Linked DNA regions of Homo sapiens: region 2 is linked to region 1. Evidence: read pairs that join two places in POLR2A ChIA-PET (ENCODE). Cell type or tissue: OCI-LY7. All regions are shown on one strand. Links, peaks and the distances in the headings refer to the core of each region. The heading gives the core; the rest is flanking DNA.

The links. ChIA-PET counts read pairs that join two places held together with the same protein. Peaks named below come from ENCODE experiments on the same cell type or tissue, not always from the same donor. Only the 100,000 strongest peaks of a DNase experiment are listed, where the experiment ranks them.
Region 2: POLR2A ChIA-PET joins it to region 1 with 6 read pairs; 4 of 35 experiments call an interaction of 5 or more read pairs at or near these places.

What each region holds. Positions count from the first base shown.
Region 1 is chr4:67,561,387-67,566,774 of GRCh38, forward strand. The region is part of intron 1 of STAP1 (signal transducing adaptor family member 1); the gene reads left to right. Among named protein-coding and RNA genes, the nearest start is that of STAP1, 5.4 kb to the left of the region's middle. In OCI-LY7, for the core only: no CTCF peak of the experiment used is centred there; a DNase peak (open chromatin) is centred at 2,358; H3K4me3 peaks cover 921 bases; H3K27ac peaks cover 1,092 bases.
Region 2 is chr4:67,621,879-67,627,266 of GRCh38, forward strand. It overlaps UBA6 (ubiquitin like modifier activating enzyme 6), which reads right to left. Exons shown (of 33, transcript NM_018227.6): 28 at 4,482-4,599; 29 at 3,116-3,309; 30 at 2,248-2,375; 31 at 1,257-1,344; 32 at 953-1,047. Among named protein-coding and RNA genes, the nearest start is that of STAP1, 66 kb to the left of the region's middle. In OCI-LY7, for the core only: a CTCF peak has its summit at 3,328 (motif pointing left); no DNase peak of the experiment used is centred there.

The sequences.
Region 1 (5,388 bases), core at 263-5,262:
CAGAACATTTAAACTAGAAAAAATATAACTGAAGAGTAACCTGGTCTATAAAGGCATGAAATGCTGAGAGGTGCTTCTTAGCTATTTTTTGTGGGGCACTTTTAAGTATTTAAAGAGCTTTTCCCCAGGAAAATGTAACAACGTATACCATTTTGCATGCAATTCTAGAAGGTTTCTAAATCTGAGGTCAAGAACCCATGAAAAACACATAATCTTTATGGAAAAGATAATGTGGGAAGATTTATTTAAGCCACAGCACTAGGATTCTGAATTAACCAGGAAGATGTGTTTATTATCAAAGCTGTTAAATGCCACAGTGGAATACCATTGGCATCGCAGTTCTTACAAATGGGAAAATTTCTCATTTTTTCTGGGACCGTTTGAAAATAAGAGAGAGTGTGGGTGGGCCGGGAGCGGTGGCTCATGCATGTAATCCCAGCACTCTGGGAGGCCCAGGTGGGCGGATCACGAGGTCAGGAAATGGAGACCAACCTGTTCAACATGGCGAAACCCCGTCTCTACTAAAAATACAAAAATTAGCAGGGCATGGTGGCACGCACCTGTGGTCCCAGCTACTCGGGAGGCTGAGGCAGGAGAATCACTTGAACCTGGGAGTCAGAGGTTGCAGTGATCCGAGATCGCGCCACTGCACTCCAGCCTGGCAATAGAGCGAGACTCTGTCAAAAAAAAAAAAAAAAAAAAAAAGAAAGAAAGAGAGAAAGAAAGAAAAGAAAAAGAAAGAAAATAAGAGATAGTTTGGGCAACGTCTCATAATTTCTTCAATCTGTGATGTGCTAAAGTAAAAAAAAAAAACAGTGTGTGTGGGCCGGGCCCGGTCCCAGCTATTCGGAAGGCTGAGGCAGGAGAATCGCTTGAATCTGGGAGGCGGAGGTTGCAGTGAGTCAAGATCGTGCCACTGCACTCCAGCCTGGGTGACAGAGCGAAACTCCGTCTCAAAAAAAAAGGAAATTTTTTAGGGCTGTCTAAGTTGTGCTCACACACAGTTCTCTATGGCAGTAATCTCCAAATTTTAAAATAACACACTCCTTTCAGGAAAACATTTTGAGCACAGATCCCTAATATAAGAATATTAATTCAGCCGGGCGTGGTGGCTCACGCCTGTAATCCCAGCACTTTGGGAGGCCGAGGCGGGCGGATCACGAGGTCAGAAGATTGAGACCATCCTGGCTAACAAGGTGAAACCCTGTCTCTACTAAAAAAAAAAAAAAAAAAAAATTAGCCGGGCGAGGTGGTGGGCGCCTGTAGTCCCAACTACTCAGGAGGCTGAAGCAGGAGAATGGCGTGAACCCAGGAGGCGGAGCTTGCAGGGAGCGGAGATTGCGCCATTGCACTCCAACCTGGGCAACAGAGGGAGACTCCATCTCAAAAACAACAAAAAAAGAATATTAATTCATTTGGAAATTATAAATATATATATTCCCGTACTATTAATCCATGTAAATTATTTGATATATAAAAAATGAATTAAGAAATATGAAATAAAATATAATTAAATATTCTAAAATTTTCTCTCCCAATGGATCATCTTGCACACCTTTGGAATTTATGCATCCCATTTTGGAGACCACTATACAACATTCTTCCTTAGGTAAATGTACTTTACTTGCGCACAAAAACAAAGAATGAGAGCTTTTTATTGGGGACAGAGGAAGAGAAACTTAACTGGAGCTTGCATTGTAATTCATTTTTGCTAGTTAATTCATTTTTGCTAGTTGTATTAATGAGAAAAGAGCACTGGGAAGTCAAGAGATAAAAGTATCAGTCCAATTCTAGAATTTGGGCGATTCCTTCACATTTTTAAATCTGTTCTCTCCTTTCTAAAAAGAATAATTACTCTCTTGCATAGCTGAATAGGTTGCTCCAATGACTAAGTGGACTATATAATAATGAATGCAACCTTTTGAGGTATAACATATAATGGATCCCATTCTAGGCTCTTAGTGTTCTGTCACTGTGATCCTTACAGTAACTCTTCTGGGTAGAAATTATTTTATTCACTTCACAAATGAGTGAGTAGGTGAGGCATGCTGGCTCATCCCTGTAATCCCAGCACTTATGGAGGCCAAGGCAGGAGGATTGCTTGAGGCCAGGAGTTGGAGATCAGCCTAGGCAATATAGCGAAACCCCATTTCTACAAAATCAAAAAATTAGCCAGGCGTGGTGGCACACCCTGTATTCTCAGGTACTCGGGAGGCTGAAGTGGGAGGATCACTTGAACCCAGGAGTTCGAGGCTGCAGTGAGCTATGATTGCATCACTGCACCCCAGCCTGAGCAACAGAGCGAGACCCTGTCTCTCTAAAACAACAACTCCAAATAAACAAATGAGTGAGTTCTGGCCACAGAGGTTATTCAAGGTTCCTCTTCCATTAAGGAGGCTAGCTTGGATTTGATTGTGATGCACTTGACCATGCTGCTTCTCAAACTCAAATTCTACCATTTGATTGTAGGTTTCCTAGTTAAGCTAGTGATAAATTCAGAAGTCTTATTTCAGCCTCTTTTCTTACATCAATGATTTCACACAAACGATTGTTAAAAAAAAAAAAAAAGAAATTTGTGCTTCATTCCAAAGATATGTCCTTCCAAATTAATTTTTTTAATTTTTAAGTATTTCTCTAGATATGAATAGGTACCTAGATGTTGTTTATTGAGATTGATATTTATAAATGACTCAGATTCTATGTGTATTTATTACATCTTATCGAAATGAAATCAAGATTGTGACCTGTAAGTCTCTGCATACTGAATATAAGTTTGGTCTGTCCTTAGGTTTGCAGCTGTGGTTGCAGTTCACATGGTCTAATGCTATTTGTAACCTTACTTTTCCTCCAGGGCTGCCTTTGCTTTCAACTTAGTGCCTTTATACTTGCTTTTCCCCCCATTTAATAAATCCTTAATCCTTTCCACAAGTATATACGTTTGCTTACCTGTAAAACTCCCATTTTTCCCTATTTAACTTTACCCAATTCATATCATTCTTTTGAGACTGAACACCTCTACAATTTTTCTCGATAGTGCAATGGAGGTCTGCATGTACATACAGAGGGAATTCAATAAACCTTTACTGGCTATCAGTAATACTAGTTTTTATACCTTATGGCAGGGTAATACTGTAGTTATGAGGCTGATTAGGACGATGAACAGAGTGGTAGGCTTTGACTTCAGGGTTTTCTCTTGTATTTTTTTCCTCCAGGAATCATACAATCCTGGAGTTGGACTAGATCTTAGAAGCCATACTTTAGTAAAATTGCACAAATGACACTTTGGGAGCCTGAGGCGGGTGGATCACTTGAGGTCAGGAGTTCGAGACCAGCCTGGCCAACATGGTGAAACCCTGCCTCTACTAAAAATACAAAAATTAGCCAGGCATGGTGGCATGTGCCTGTAATCCCAGCTACTTGGGAGGCTGAGGTGGGAGAATGGCTTCAACCTGGGAGGCAGAGGTTTCAGTGAGCAGAGATCAAAATCACACCACTGCATTCCACCCTGGGTGACAGGAGACTCCATCTCAAAACAAACAAACAAACAAACTACACAGATGATAAAGTTCTCAGAACAATATGCATTTCTCTACATTCCCATCTCCTCCTGCACTGTTCCTCACCTGCTTCCCAGCTCCAAAAAACAGGAGAGCCTTGATTTACTCCTTTCATTGCAGAGGCTTACCATTAATGCAGGGTGGGGAAGCCTTAAAAAGAGTTGGTCGGATAAGCAAAGAAACAAAACAACTTGCAAGATAAATTTTAATTATTTTGTTATGTAATTATAGGTCAGATTGAGAAAGTACAAGTATTTTTTAACAGAGTGAAAAAAACTAGTCACTCCCATATGGTTTTTTACAGAATGGCTATCTGATCGCAGTGCTAGTATATATTAGCAACTTCTCAAGCCAGATTTCTAAATGGATTTTTAAACCTCTTTATTTAAGAAAACATGAAAGGGTGATTTTACATAGGAATGACAATGGGTTTCATTATTCTGGTTTAGAAAATATTTCCTCCTTCTCATACATATTACCATTGAAGGAGATCTATTTTAGAAATTTTTAGATACTGCTATCACACCCACACATACAAATCACCACATGGAAGAAGTATTATGTGGCTAATAAAAAATGCAAAGTTCTTGCCAATAATGTGAGTGTTGAGGCAATGCTCTTCTTTTTCTTTTCTTTTCTTTTTTTAAAGTGCCTGACATTTATGAAATACTTGCTATGTCCCAGGTCTTAGGTGCTTTACACACATACATTATTAGTCCATTCAATTATTCAACAACTCTATGGAGCAATAGCAGGAGGTGGTGTTGTGTTTATGGGGTACTCCTAGTTTTGGGTACTCCTATTTTTGGTTCCTTAAAGTAAACTCTCATATGGGAGACACAATAATAATTATTATTATTCAGTGTCTTTTGATATATTCACAAACTTATACAACCATCACCAGTATCTAATTCCACAACATTTTCATAATTTCAAAAAGAAGCTCCATGGGCAGTCATACCCACTTCTCTTCCCCCCTCAACCCAACTGCTTTTTTTTTTTTTTTTTTTTTTTTTTTTTTACGAGACAGAGTCTTTCTCTGTCGCCCAGTCTAGAGTGCAGTGGCGCGATCTCTGCTCACTGCAACCTTCGCTTCCTGGGTTCAAGAGATTCTCCTGTCTCAGCCTCCCAAGTAGCTGGGATTACAGGCGCCCGCCACTACTCCGGCTAATTTTCATATTTTTAGTAGATACAGGGTTTCACCACGTTGGCCAGACTGGCCTCGAACTCCTGACCTCAGGTGATCTTCCCGCCTCGGCCTCCCAAAGTACTGCGACGACAGGCATGAGCCACCGCGCCTGGCCCTCTTCCCTCTTTTTTACATTTTTTATATACTCTTTTATTAGAATTTTTCTTCTCCCAAGTTTGAAACCAGCCAGACACAGAAATCACACAAATGAAGATCAGTTAGTTACTTTTATTATTGACAAATTATCAATGTGCAGTTTAGATTTAAGGCCAAAACTGTGCTTATATTTTACTCCAGATTTGGGTAGCCTTGAGCTACATCAAGTCACTGACTCAGATTAAGAGCCACAAGCTGAACCTCTTGGAGGCCCTTTGCCACATGGCAGGGAACAGAGCAGTACACTCACTCTCTCCTGGTAGACTGAGCTGAGAGAGGACAGGAAGGGGCTGAGCTGAGCTTGCTGCCTCCCAAACACACCTATTAGATACTCAGTCCTACTCTCTGCAAAGGAAATAATTCACCCTGGCAGTACTGAGCAGAATAGATTCGAAAGTAGGTTGGACACGGTAGCTCATGCCTGTAATCCCCGCACTTTGGGAGGTTGAAATGGGCAGATCACTTGATGTCAGGTGTTAGAGACCA
Region 2 (5,388 bases), core at 91-5,090, 60 kb after region 1:
AAAAAAAGAAAAAGTAGAGAAGAGTAAAGGGGACTAGACATACTAGACTGGGGCTGAGGACAGGTTGCAGTATTAAATGAGGCCTCTTTAGGAAGTGCAAAGACCAGGGGTGAGACTTGGCCAGGTCACTGTCTCAGAGTTACAAGCAGAGGGAACAACTAAAGCAAAGGTCCCATGCTGGAGCATGATTAGAGTGAGTATTCAAGGACAAATAAGGAGGCCAGTGTAGCTGGAATATTGTGAAGGGAAAGTAAGGAAGGAACTTAGAAGGATAACTAGGAATCTAAATTTAGAGTCTTGCAGACCACGATAAAGACTTTAGCTTTCTTTGGTTCTTTCTTCCTTTCAGTCTCTGCTCAAATTCCACCTTAACAGGTGAGACTATGATAGGCAAAGGGAAAACCTAGACTACTCAGTATAATATAGCAACTCAACACCCCCAACTCCCCATATTTCCTTTTCTCTTTATTCTTCTTTAATTTCTCCATAATACTTACTATCACCTAACATACTTGCCTTATTGTTATGCAAACTCCTTAAGTAGGAAAGAACTTTGGTTTGCTAACTGCTATCTCCCTAATGACTAGAATAGTACCTGGCACACAGCTGGCACCTTAAACAATAATTTGTTGAATAAATGAACAAAAATAGTGATTTGGCAGTTAGATTACTCATAAGCCTGGTCATTAAGTGTCTCAACATAAGAGACGGATCCACTTTTACTTAAGTGTACTGGCCAAATCAGGTTTCTAAACCTATTAACTGAAGAGCTGAATCTCTCGAGAGGTAGCCTGTTGGCCTTCACCTGGCAGATTCACTGTCTTTATTAATGTCATTAGACAAGACTAATGCTTTTATCTGAATTATAGTAACCTCTATATTTAATTTTTTAGTGTGCATCAACTTACATTTAAATTCTTGTTAATCGCTGCATATAATGTTGAATACTTACGTTAACTTCAATCTTTTTGCATGACCAGGCATTACAGGAACATAAAGCATTTTGACTCCCTGTACCACCATTGTTGGCTCAATTCCATACTTCTCCTAAAAGTGAATATCCAAAAAAGAAACAATGAAAGCCTCGCTCAAACATAAAATGCTTATTTAACATTGTTCGTAAACAATGTTTTATGACCAGTAAAAAAAGCAAATTCATGGTAAATAATTATAACTTCCAATAAAATTATAAATAAAAACAAAACAGAAACCAGACATAAAGCTACTAATGAACTAAATGAACAAAAGTATCTCACTTTGACTGCATTTATGAAATCCAAGAGGGTGAAATCTTCTTTTCCATGTACGGTCCATCGATCCCAAATTGTAAATGATATTCCATTTCTGTTACAGAAAAATATTCAGAACAGAAACATTGAAATTTTCTTCCTTTTAGTGATGACACACACACAAAAAAAACCCACTTTCAGAAGTCCATTATTTGTGATCAGGCTAGAAATTAATGTGGGGAAATAAAGGATAATATATCTTCTAAAATATTCCATAATCTTATTTCTTCATCACATCATATAGATAACCACTTTTAATCAGTACCTTGCTGATCCTTCCAGTGTATTATAAATCAGTATGTTTTAGCAAGACAGTGTTGTCTCTCTCTTTTTAAAATGGGTTTCACTGTGTGGATGTTCCAGTACCCCATTACTGGACACTTCGGTTATTCTAATCATTGGCCACGATAAATAATGCCAGAATAATTATCTTGCAAATATATAGTTTGAGACTTGTGCAAATGTATCTGAAATATAGTGCTATATATCCCTTACTGTGGATTATAGTATTTTGTACTCTCATTAGTAATGTATGAGAGTGTCTGCTTTCTCACACCCTTGTTAAGGTAGGTTTTTTTTCAAGTTTTTGGTTGTTGCCAATCTGAAAACTAAAAAGTACAGGCCCAGGAATTGTTCTGCTTTGTCTCAAGCTTGTGGAATTCTTCTAAATCTCATGACCTACAGTCAGACACCAGGGTACCTTCTAATTCATCTGGCAGACACAGATGAAACCATAATGCCAAATAATGTGGCAGATAAAGTGCTGTAAGGGTTCTTTGGCTACTTTAGTCAGAAATATTTAATGAAGATGAGGTTTGAGCTGATCTTGAAGTGATGGCAAAAATTTACACATACACAATAGAAGAAAAAAGAGGTGAAGCTAGTATTTTTCCCTTTTAAAAGGTAAAATATTTTATTTCATTCTCATTATACAAGAGAAATAGACTTTCATACATACCTGATTTTAGTTTTCCTTACTTCAGTTGTCTCTGTAAATACTACAATTGGAATGGCTAAGTTAAGAAAACAATTTTTGTAAGCTTCAAATGGATAGCCACCAGTTACTTTGATCATCTCCAAGGCAACCTAGATAAAAGAAGGTGATCTGATAATATAAACAGCCTAAAACTATCCGTGATTTTAATTGCATCTATTCAACTTTCACGTTTTCAAGCATTTCTCTGTGGATAGTAAAAGCAGCTATGGGACTATAGTAATATAAATTTCTTATTACAGGTCTGTATACTTTTAGTATATTTTATACTTTCAAACTTTCAACCTACTCTATACATGTTAACAGTTATTTAAAAAAATATTAATTCAACCATACAGTCTCCCTATTTTGAAAGCACATGCTGTAACTCAAAAAATAACAACAGTCTAAAATCACTTAATACAGGGGTAAATAACTACATAGCTTCATAGATAATTACATAGAGTAATGATGTAATATGGTATAATAACTAGGGCCGCACTTAAAGATTCTGAATCATTATGAATAAAGATTAGGGAAGTTCATTTTATTCAAGAAAAACAGAGTACCTGCTTTGTATGAATGACGTAAAGATCAGTGAAAAGATTATTGCCTATAAGAAAAATCATAATCTATCTTGAGCTTATTTTTTATTTTAAAAATGTATATTTATGTAATACTTCACAATACAGATGACTGCATTTTCAGAAAATATTTTGAAATTTTAAATTATGAGATCCAATATTTATCCTTCCCTCTCTAACATCTCTGAGTGACTGGGTTGGTATGACGGGGAAGTCAGGGAAGAGGCAATGAAAAAGGAGCATTTTTATTCAAGGAATAATAAACTTACCAAGCCAGAAACTGTAGCAGTGGTTGTTGCTATAGCAGGTATAATTTTACCAGCTATGCGCTTTGTTTTGAAACGGTCAGCTGGTTCAATGCTGTACATTTTGGCACGAAGATTTGATGCAGCTGTGATGAAATCTATGTGTCCATTATGATCATCATCTTTTTCAAATGAAAGCACTGCCATCTGAAGGTCACCTGATTATACCAACCAGATAAACAAAGTTCCACAGCAAGCAGTAAAGATTTTACTAGGTAAAAAGCAATGTGAATTTACTAACTTTCAAAGATTCCTTTTTATATTTTTTAATGACTGAGAAACATAAGAAAAATTCAGGCAACTAATGTTATTGAAGGCCACAAAAACAGCTTTTCCCATGATTAAAGAGAGCCAATTTTTTTTAATTAAAAAAAAAAAAACGATGGTTTTAATGCCACTAAACTAGAGACGTTTCTGTATTTAAAAAAACTTTTTAATAAATAGCAAAATAAGAAAGTTGTGTACTGCACATCTCCTATCAAGTGGTTTACAATAAAAAAGCCAACATTAGGTATAGTTCAAAAATTTATTCCATAAATCCGACTCTGAAACATTTTCCCTCTGGTAACTAAGAACAGGGTCAGTTGGTCAAATTAAAATAAGTAATTTCTGAAATCTTTGTAGATCAGTGGTTCCCAAGATCCTTCTAATTATTGTTATTCTGGGTTATTTTTCCTGAAATTCTACTGGTCCATGCTTAAAATCTCAAAAGTTTGGAAACCACTGATTTATAAAACTAAAAGACGGTGAGCAGGTCAAAACAGATGAGTGTATGGCTGCTTTTAAGGAATTAAAAATTCAGTTTTCCTGTATTTTTATATTTAAGTCCATCTAGCAAGGAAGTATATATAGGTCATTCTGTATTCCCTGTCAGTAATTATGAACCTAATTACTAAAGACTAAGAACCTAAGAATATTTCTGTTTATAGTTCTTTATCCTAAAGTGATTTAAATGGGTCTGTCCAAAGATTAGTTTCCACAAGGACCCCATTAAACTGAATTTTTAATTCCTTAAAAACAGAGCTTTTCATTCATGGTTTTAGACCTGCTCACCATCTAAAGAACTAAAACAATCAGAAAAACAACAACAATGCAGTTAATGTGATTTGGAGAATTAGACTTCAATCTTTGAGAGTAGGGCAATAGTGGGGAAGATGATGAATTTAGTCACAGTTAAAGATGAACACTGACTTTAATATGATCATGAAATCAATCAATATTGTCATCATTATTATTGTTGTGATTAAATTCCACAAATTCTTAGGTGTAGAGCTTAGTGAAAATAAAAACTCATCCAGTTCAAAACATTTTTATAAAGATTTTCCCTTACTTTTGGTGGCTTCATTAGATAAAATAGCCTTTTCTAGTTGGAAAATTGCATTCCTCTCATCTTCACTGCTAATAGGAACATGGTCTGGTTTCCTTGCAGTTTCATCTGTTTGAACAACCTTTGAATATATGAATATATTTTTATTAATGTTATCATTTCCTGCATCTGTTTGGTTACCATTTAACTGTTTTATCAAATTACAAAGAGAAAATATTTTCTCTATATATTTTGATCAGATTATTAATCATTGGTCCAATGTATTTTATACGTTCCTTTAGAAGGTATTATTATGTTATTCATGTATGTATTTTATTATCTATCTTCTCGCACAGGCATGTAAGCTCTATAACAACAGGGATCTTTATGTATCTTGTTCACTGACAGAACTCCAATATATCTAATTTTTAATACCCACAATGATACAGTGGGCATAAAAAATATTTACTGAGTAGCTCATACAATCTAAGTCCATACTGATCTTTTTAAAAATTCCACACTAGAATAAAATTAGTATTAATCAACACTTTGTGATTCTGACAAATCTACTTTAAACGCATGTTGCTTTGCTCTAACTAGTACAGAGCTGCTTCACATCAAGGAAACTAAAGCAATCCATAAGATATATAATATGGCCATCCTTTAAATATTCACTGACTGCTGTTAAGTTTTTTCCTTAAGAATATGCCTTCTTTCATATAGAAAGTTTGGTAGGATTAAGGGAGTACATACCACAAGTAATTTAACCTTAAGAAATTACTTATTAGATATTCCCTGAGGGCACGGAAATTAATATTCTCAAACCAAGAAATTAGCTTCATTATCATGAAGTAATATTTATTTAAAAATACACTCAAATCATCGTTTTACAAATTAAACATTATTACAAAAAATTAAGAAATATTAAGGA